Linked DNA regions of Homo sapiens: region 2 is linked to region 1. Evidence: read pairs that join two places in POLR2A ChIA-PET (ENCODE). Cell type or tissue: K562. All regions are shown on one strand. Links, peaks and the distances in the headings refer to the core of each region. The heading gives the core; the rest is flanking DNA.

Region 1 (4,403 bases), core at 142-4,141:
CTACAGTTTAGATTTGCTAGCTCACATGATTGCATGAACCAGTTCCTTAAAATCTCTCTCTCATTCTTCACACATGCACATATTCTCACACACATATATCCTGTTGATTCTGTTTCTTTAGAGAGAAAACTTTTTTTTCCTAAACTGTTAGAGAATGGTATAACCCTGATTCTAATTCTAGATGTAAGATTTAGGGTTTGGGCTCTCAAATCTGACTGGCTGGGTTTGAATCCTGTCTCGGTCACTTACTACATGATTTTAAAACCTTTTTAGTTGAAACATAATATACATATAAAGATATGAGCAAGACCGGGCATGGTGCCTCATGCATGAAATCCCAGCAGTTTGGGAGGCTGAGGTGGGAGGATTGCTTGAGACCAGGAGTTTGAGACCAGCCTGGACAACATAGTGAGACCCTGTCTCTACCAATAAAAAATAAAAAAATTAGCGAGGTATGGTGGCATGTGCCTATAGTCCTAGCTACTAGGGAGGCTGAGGTGGGAGGATAGCTTGAGCTCAGGAGTTCAAGGTTACAGTGAGCTGTGATTGTACCACTATACTCTAGCCTGGGCAACAGAGGAAGACCCTCTCTCAAAAAGGAAAAACAAACAAACATATAATAAGGGTATAGCTTAATGAATTTTCAAAACAGAACACAACAGTTAAAGGAGCATGATAAAAAACTAGAACATTACTAGCACCCAAGAAGCTACCCTTATGCCCACTTCCAGTGACTTCTCATACTCAATGAAGGAAACTACAATTGCTGACTTCTAAAAAAAATAGATACGCCTCACCAGTTTTTGTACTTTATATACAAGGAATCATACAGTGTATATTATTGTATCTGTCTTATGCTCACCCTTTTGTTTGTGAGATTCATTTATGTGGTGGTATGTAGTAGTAGTTTGTTGTTGTATAGTATTTGTGTATAGTGTTTTATTATGTGACACACTAAATTTACTAATTCATTTTATTGTTGATGAGCGTTTGTGTATTTTCCAGTTTCTGGTTGGTTTGCCATCATGAATAAAGCTACCATGAACATTCTAGTGCATGGCTTCTGGTGAGCATAGGTGGGCATTCCTATTGAGTATATAACTAGGAATAGAATTGCTAGTTCATGAGGTATACATAGTTCAGCTTTGGTTAGTACTGCTAAACAGGTTTCCAAAGTAGTTGTGCCACTTTACACCCCCATCTCCAATGCATAAGAGTTTCAGTTGCGGCTGGATGTGGTTGCTCACACCTGTAATCCCAGCATTTTGGGAGGCTAAGGCAGGAGGATTGCTGGATCCCAGGAGTTCGAGACCAGCCTGGTCAACATAGGGAGACCCTGTCTCTACCAGAAAAAAAAAACTAGCTGGGTGTAGTGGTCTGTGCCTGTAGTCCCATCTACTCAGGAGGCTGAGGTGGGAGGATCCCTTGAGCCCAGGAGGTCGAGGCTGCAGTGAGCCATAATCACTCCAGCCTGGGCAATAGAGCAAGACCCTGTCTCAAAAAAAAAAGTTCCAGTTGCTCCACAGTCACACTTACATGTGATATTTCCCCATCCTTTTCATTTGAGTTGTTCTCATTCTTCCCCCACCCCCAGCCTTATTAAGGTATAATTGGCAAATAAAAATTGTAGATATTAAAGGTATACAATATATAATTGACAAGTAAAAATTACAGATATTCAAGGTATACAATGCAATGATTTGATATGTATATAGATTGTGAAATGATTACCACAATCAAATTAACATATCCATGACCACCCATGGTTACCATTTTTTTTTAGTGTATGTGTGATGAGGACACTAAACATCTACTCTCTCAACAAATTTCAAGTAAACAATACAGTACTATTATCTATAGTTACCATGCTGTACATTAGGTTCCCAGAACTTATTCAACTTATCATTGAAAGTTTGTACCCTTTGACCAACATCTCCCCATTTCTTCCACCTCCAAGCCCCTGGTAACCACTGTTCTACTCTACACTTGCATGAGTCTGACTTTTTAGAATTCTACATATAGAGGAGATCATGTGGTATTTGTCTAACCATTCTGTTTCTGGTGAGTTTGTATCATGTGTTTTTTGTTTGCATTTTCCTATAAGGTTGAAAGTTCCAAAACTGGCTGGGCATGGTGGCTCATGCCTGTAGTCCCAGCACTTTGGAAGGGAGGATCACTTGAGGCCAGGAGTTTAAGACCAGCCTGGGCAACATAGCAAGACCCTGTCTTTATAATAAATAAAAAAAGAAAGTTGCAAAGTTGAATACCATTTCATCTGTTTATTAGGCATTTGGGTATCCTGTTTTAGAAAGAGATTTTTTTGTACCTTTTTAAATTGGGTTGTCTGTTTCTAGTTTATTAAGAAGTGGAAGCTTAGCCTATTTGAGGACTTCTTTTCTGATATAGGTATTTAAAGGTACACACTTCTAAGCATTGCTTTAGCTGCATCCCATAAATTTTGATATATTGTTATTTTTATTCAGTTCAAAATGTTTCTAATTTGTCTTGTGATTTCTTATTTGACCTATAGATTATTTAGAAACATGGTTATTTTCCAAATATTTGAGGAATTCCCACACTTCTTTCTGTTACTGATTTCTAATTTAATTCCATTGTGGTTGGGGAACATGCTTTGTATAATTTCAATCCTTTTACATTTGTCAAAACTTGTTTTATGGCCTAGCATCTGCATTAGGTTCTAGTTGGCTCCCAAAAACTTTGAGCTTAGCTCTTTAGCCTCATGTACCCCTAGCCTTAGGATTCAGAGAGTGTCTAGTGAGGAAAATCAGGTGTGTCTGAGGCTCTTCATGTTCCTGATTTTGTCACTCAAGCCTTACGCATTAATGGAAAGCTTTGATCCAGTCTTCAGCCCATGCTCAGATTTGGTAGCTGTACCCAGGGGAAAATAACAGTTGCCAATTTGACCATTCTCTGAACTATTCTCTCTTCTCTGGGATTTTTAGTCCATCTAGTCCTTACTGCTTCCACAACCCTTTGACACCTTTAAAATGTGATTTTTAAAATTGACTTAGGTCTTTTTGTTTTCTAAATTATATATATATATATATATATATATATATATATATATATATATATCTTTTATAGAGATGGGATCTCACTATGCTGCTTAGCCTGGTCTTGAACCCTGGCCTAAAGCGATCCTCCCACCTTGGCCTCCCAAAGTGCTAGGGTTACAGGCATGAGCCACCATGTCCAGCTTATTTAGGTCTTAATAGTTGCTGTTACTGACAGTGTGGCCTGTTTCAACGTCCAATAGCCTACCCAGAAGGGGAAGTTCTTTACTTTACTGTGTTATTTACTCACCTTTGCTTCCTTTGTGGCTTGCAGTGTTCCCCTGGATTTATTTCTCTTCTTGCTAGAATGCTACCTACAACAGTATTTTCATGGAGGATCTTTGAGTGGTACAATTGAAGCTTGTTATGTAGATTAAAATTTTGGGTTTCATGTTATTTTCCTTTAAAACTTTTGAAAATATTGTTTCTTCTCATAATAGTATTTCCCACAATCATCCCAAATTGAAAATAACCTAAACAGAGAACAGATAAATAAACTTTGATACATTTATACGACCAGATACTACATGGCAGTGGCTCTAACTGCTGATGATTTTGCCCCCCCACTCCACCTCCCAGGAGACATTTGGCAGTATCTGGAGGTATTTTTTCATTATCACAACTTACATGGGAGGGAGAGGATTGCTACTGGCATTCAGTTGGCAGAGGCTGGAAATGTGGCTGAATACCCTGCAATACACAGCATAGTCACCTACAGCAAAGAATTATCTAGCCCCAAATGTCAACAGTGCTGAGGTTGAGAAACTGCTATACATTAATGGGAATCAATGAACTATTGCCACATAGGTGGATCTCACACACAGAATGTTGAGCAACAGAAGCCTGATACAAAAGAGTAAAGACAGTGTGCTTCTATTTATGTAAAATTCAAAATCAGAACAAAACTAACTCACGGAGTTAGAAGTCAGAATAGGGTTTTCTTCGGGGGGAAATGGTGACTGGAAAGGGGCAAGGAGGACTTTTTAGGTGATGGTAATGTTCTCTTTCTTGACATGGGGGTTAGTTACACAGATGTGTTCACATTGCGAAATCAAGCTGTACTTTATGATGGGTTCATTCTCTCTCTCTCTCTCTCTGTCTCTCTCTCTTTCCCTGTCTCCCTCTCTCCCTCTCTTCCTCTCTCCCTCTCTCCCTCTCCCTCTCTGCCTATCTTCCCATCTTCCCATCTCCCCCTCTCCCCCCGCTCCTTCCATATGTATAATACTTGAATAAAAGTTTTTCCAAAATCCCATTGTTTGATTTTAAGAGGTAATCTGCTCTTTCTCTCTGGAAGTGTTTACATTTTCTTTTTGCTTTTGATATTTTGAA
Region 2 (4,403 bases), core at 179-4,178, 52 kb before region 1:
TAGCACATAGCACCGTCTGCAATGTTGAGAAGTTTTTATCTCTTCCCATTTGGATAAAAGTAGGCAGGTCCTGGGTTGGAAACCTGATAAAGTGCAAGTTCCCTCTTCGGCCAAAAAGTGTTAAATCTTTCAGTTCAAGGTGTACATCCCGAATGCCGGTGGATCCATATGCCACGTTAGAAGTCAAATATTTCCGAATACTTTTTAAACTCTCAACTTCTTCTTGCTCTTCCTCTGCTGTGATATCAATAGGTTCAAAGTACGAGAGCTTTACTAGAGTTCCCCCAATGTCCATGCCAAACCATGGGAAAGCTATGGGAGGAAAAAAAAAAAAAAAAAAAAAAATATATATATATATATATATCCATTTTAGAAACACAAATTAAAAACCAGTTAGCCACAAACTTCATTTACTCTGAATCATGCATTCAGGCAATAATATGTATTGGGTAAGACACATGTTCCATGTGGAACTTACCTTTTTCCCTTCAAAGTTTTTTTTTTTTTTTTTTTTTTGAGATGGAGTCTCGCTCTGTTGCCCAGGCTGGAGTGCAGTGGCGCGATCTTGGCTCACTGCAAACTCCGCCTCCCGGGTTCACGCCATTCTCCTGCCTCAGCCTCCCGAGTAGCTGGGACTACAGGTGCCCACCACCACGCCTGCCTAATTTTTTTTTTTTTTGTATTTTTAGTAGAGACGGGGTTTCACCGTGTTAGCCAGGATGGTCTCGATCTCCTGACCTTGTGATCCGCCTGCCTCTGCCTCCCAAAGTGCTGGGATTGCAGGCGTGAGCCACCGCGCTCGGCCCTTCAAAGTTTTATTAATATATTTTCTAAAAACGTATAGGGTGCTTAGAGTTGACCCAGGATCTTTTAATTCCTGGCCTGGTAGGCAACCCCTTTTCATTTACTAAATACCATGTGCTCCAGGGATGAGAAAAAATTCAGATCATTCTTTTTTCAATAAATAGGTCAACACTAAGGGCATGAAAATCTTTGTTTCTATAAGCATTTTAATACAATAAAACTGGCCTATAATCACTTCAAGTAACCCAGGAGAAAAGCACCTCCTTAAAAAGCAATTCCTGCCAGGTATGGTGCTCACACCTGAAATCCCAATACTTTGGGAGGCTGAGGTAGGGGGGATCGCTTGAAAACAGGAGTTTGAAACCAGCCTTGGCAATATAACAAGATCCTGTCTCCGCAAAAAATTTAAAAATTAGCTGGGCGTGGCAGCATGCACCTGTAGTCCCAGTTACAGGAGGCTGAGGCAGGAGGATCACTTGAGTCCAGGAGGCTGGGGCTGCGGTGAGCCATGTTTGCACCACTACACTGCAGATTAGGTAACAGAGTGAGATCCTGTCATAAAAAACAAACCCAAAAAGCAATTCCCTTCAGTAAATAATCATTATCTCCAGGCCGGGCGCGGTGGCTTACGCCTGTGATCCCAGCACTTTGGGAGGCCGAGACGGGTGGATCACGAGGTCAGGAGATCGAGACCTTCCTGGCTAACACAGCGAAACCCCGTCTCTACTAAAAAAATACAAAAAAATTAGCCGGCCGTGGTGGCAGGCGCCTGTAGTCCCAGCTACTCTGGAGGCTGAGGCAGGAGAATGGCGTGAACCCGGGAGGTGGAGCTTGCAGTGAGCAGAGATCGCGCCATTGCACTCCAGCCTGGGCGACGGAGCAAGACTCCGTCTCAAAAAAAAAAAAAAAGAAAGAAAGAAAGAAAGAAAGAAAATCATCATCTCCTCTACACCAGGAAACAGGAATGCATATGAATAAAATACCTGCCCTGAAGGAGCGCTCAATGTAGCAGGGGAATATAAATAAAACACATTAAGAACGAGATACACAAAATAAAATTTTATATAAGTATAGATTAATAGAAGGAATGATAAACCCTATGCCTGTGTTTGACCGTAGAAAATACTAAAACAACAAAAAACCCCATCCAAAGGTGAAGAGGCATACGTCAGTACGGTTAAGGAACTAGAAAAAGGGGGAAGTCTAAGGAAATAGATGAAGGACCTTGCACACTTAGCTAAAGAGCTTAGACTTGAACTTTTTAGACAACGGGAACACTACTGACGTTCTAAGTAAGAGAGTGGCACAGTCTACCTTCAAATTAGAAAGCAAACAAACTTTCTACTTTGGCAGTGTACAGGATAATATAAATGAGCTGCTTAAGATGTGCCAGTAAAGTAAGGCCAGCGATAGAGGCCATCTTAAGTAACACCCTCTTGAAAAAAATGGTATAGACCATTTACAAAACCCTTATCATTTAAAAACAGATTCCTGACGTCTTACCTCAGAGGCACTGGACAATAATCTTTAAGAGTGAGATACGGGATGCTATTAAAAATTATATACTGTATATATTCGGAAGATTATACTATAGTCAGATCTAAATGGCATTTGAAAATGACTGGCTTTGGTCACCTGATTCCTTCAGGTTATGAAATTCAGTTTTACAACGTGATTTCCTTATATTTATTGGCCACAATCCTTATACTGACACAAAGGAGTATTTTCCAATTGTTCCCAAGGAAGTCAGTATTATAATATTATGAATTACAAAATTCAAATTTTTAGAATTAGTTTAAAGCACAACTGATTCAGTTCTTCATAGAATTACAGCTAACATTTACTGAGTGCTCACTACCTGTCAGACACAGGCTCATTTAATCCTCAGTACCCCCACTATAAGATTGCTCTATTAAGTGTACCACTTAGACAAGGAGGCAAAGCAATTACAAACTTGCCTGAGGTCAAACTGTTAAGTGACAGTGCCAAGATTCCATCCTAAAAATATATATTTCTATTCTCTAGGATCTTAACTATTATGACAGAGACTCAAAAAGAGTTTAATACTCAAGATACATGGATTAAAATGTCTGGCAACAAAATATATTTAACAGTTTTTATGTAAAAGTTGCCAATAAAAATTATTTCTAAAATTCTACTTTCTCATTTTATTTGATATGTGTGTGCATTACAAAACCAGGAACATATAATTCAATGAGAAAGAAGTCTATACATTTCTCCATTTTATAATTTACACATTTACTAAAATTAGTATATAATTTTTAATACGAGGAAGGAGTAATCCTCATTATCTTCTTTTGGAGAAATAGCTCGTTCGTCTTTATATTTGAAACTCAAATTAGAGATCTGGAGCTACATTACAGATAATCTTAAGAAACAGTATTCTGTATTCTGGAAAGGTACTTCCAGTGTAGGAAAAAAAGTTTTTTAAAAAAGTAAAATGACATTAGACCATAATTTGGGAAGCCAGGGGCAGCTTTGAGCTCAAACACAATACTTCATCACGTCAACTATAAACAGGTATAAATAACTAAGCAACATAAGCAGAAGAAAGTGACTATATTTTCTCAGTTTTGTTGAGTGCCTAGCAACATAGGCCTTTTTTTTTTTTTTTTTTTTTGAGATGGAGTCTTGCTCTGTGGCCCAGACTGGAGTGCAGTGGCATGATCTCTGCTAACTGTAGCCTCCACCTCCTGGGTTCATGCAATTCTCCTGCCTCAGCCTCCCAAGTAGCTGGGACTACAGGTGTGCACTACCACGACCAACTAATTTTTTTATTTTTAGTAAAGAAGGGGTTTCACCATGTTGACTAGGATGGTTTTGATCTCCTAACCTTGTGTGTGTGTGTGTGCAACAAGGCTGTTTATTTCACCTGGGTGCAGGCGGGCTAAGTCCGAAAAGAGAGTCAGCAAAGGGTGGTGGGATTATCATTAGTTCTTATAGGTTTTGGGATAGGCAGTGGAGTTAGGAGCAATGTTTTGAGGGCAGGGGGTGGATCTCACAAAGTACATTCTCAAGGGTGGTGAGAATTACAAAGAACCTTCTTAAGGGTGGGGGAGATTACAAAGTACATTGATCAGTTAGGGTGGGGGAGAAACAAATCACAATGGTGGTATGTCATCAGTTAAGGCTATTTTCACTTCTTTTGAGGATCTTCAGTTGCTTCAGGCCATCTGGATGTATATGTGCAAGTCACAGGGGATATGATGGCTTAGCTTGGGCTCAGAGGCCTGATGTTCCTGTCTTCTTATATTAATAAGAAACTCAAAACAAAATAGTGGTGAAGTGTTGGAGCAGCAAAAAACTTTGGGGGTGGTATGGAGAGATAATGGGCGGTGTTTCTCAGGGCTGCTTCGAGTGGGATTAGGGGTGGCGTGGGAACCTAGTGTGGGAGAGATTCAACTGAAGAAAGATTTTGTGGTAAGGGGTGATATTGTGGGGTTGTTAGAAGGAGCATTTGTTGTATAGAATGATTGGTGATGGCCTGGATACGGTTTTGGATGAATTGAGAAACTAAACAGAAGGCACAAGGTCCAAATCTAGCCTACTAGAAATGTGTTCGTTCCTTGAGTGCTGTT

What was found. ChIA-PET counts read pairs that join two places held together with the same protein. Peaks named below come from ENCODE experiments on the same cell type or tissue, not always from the same donor. Only the 100,000 strongest peaks of a DNase experiment are listed, where the experiment ranks them.
Region 2: POLR2A ChIA-PET joins it to region 1 with 5 read pairs; 13 of 35 experiments call an interaction of 5 or more read pairs at or near these places.

The regions. Positions count from the first base shown.
Region 1 is chr5:168,621,143-168,625,545 of GRCh38, forward strand. No RefSeq gene overlaps it. Among named protein-coding and RNA genes, the nearest start is that of PANK3, 44 kb to the left of the region's middle. In K562, for the core only: no CTCF peak of the experiment used is centred there; no DNase peak of the experiment used is centred there.
Region 2 is chr5:168,568,687-168,573,089 of GRCh38, forward strand. PANK3 (pantothenate kinase 3) reads right to left here. Exons shown (of 7, transcript NM_024594.4): 2 at 1-312. Among named protein-coding and RNA genes, the nearest start is that of PANK3, 8.5 kb to the right of the region's middle. In K562, for the core only: no CTCF peak of the experiment used is centred there; DNase peaks (open chromatin) are centred at 1,995 and 2,245; H3K4me3 peaks cover 406 bases.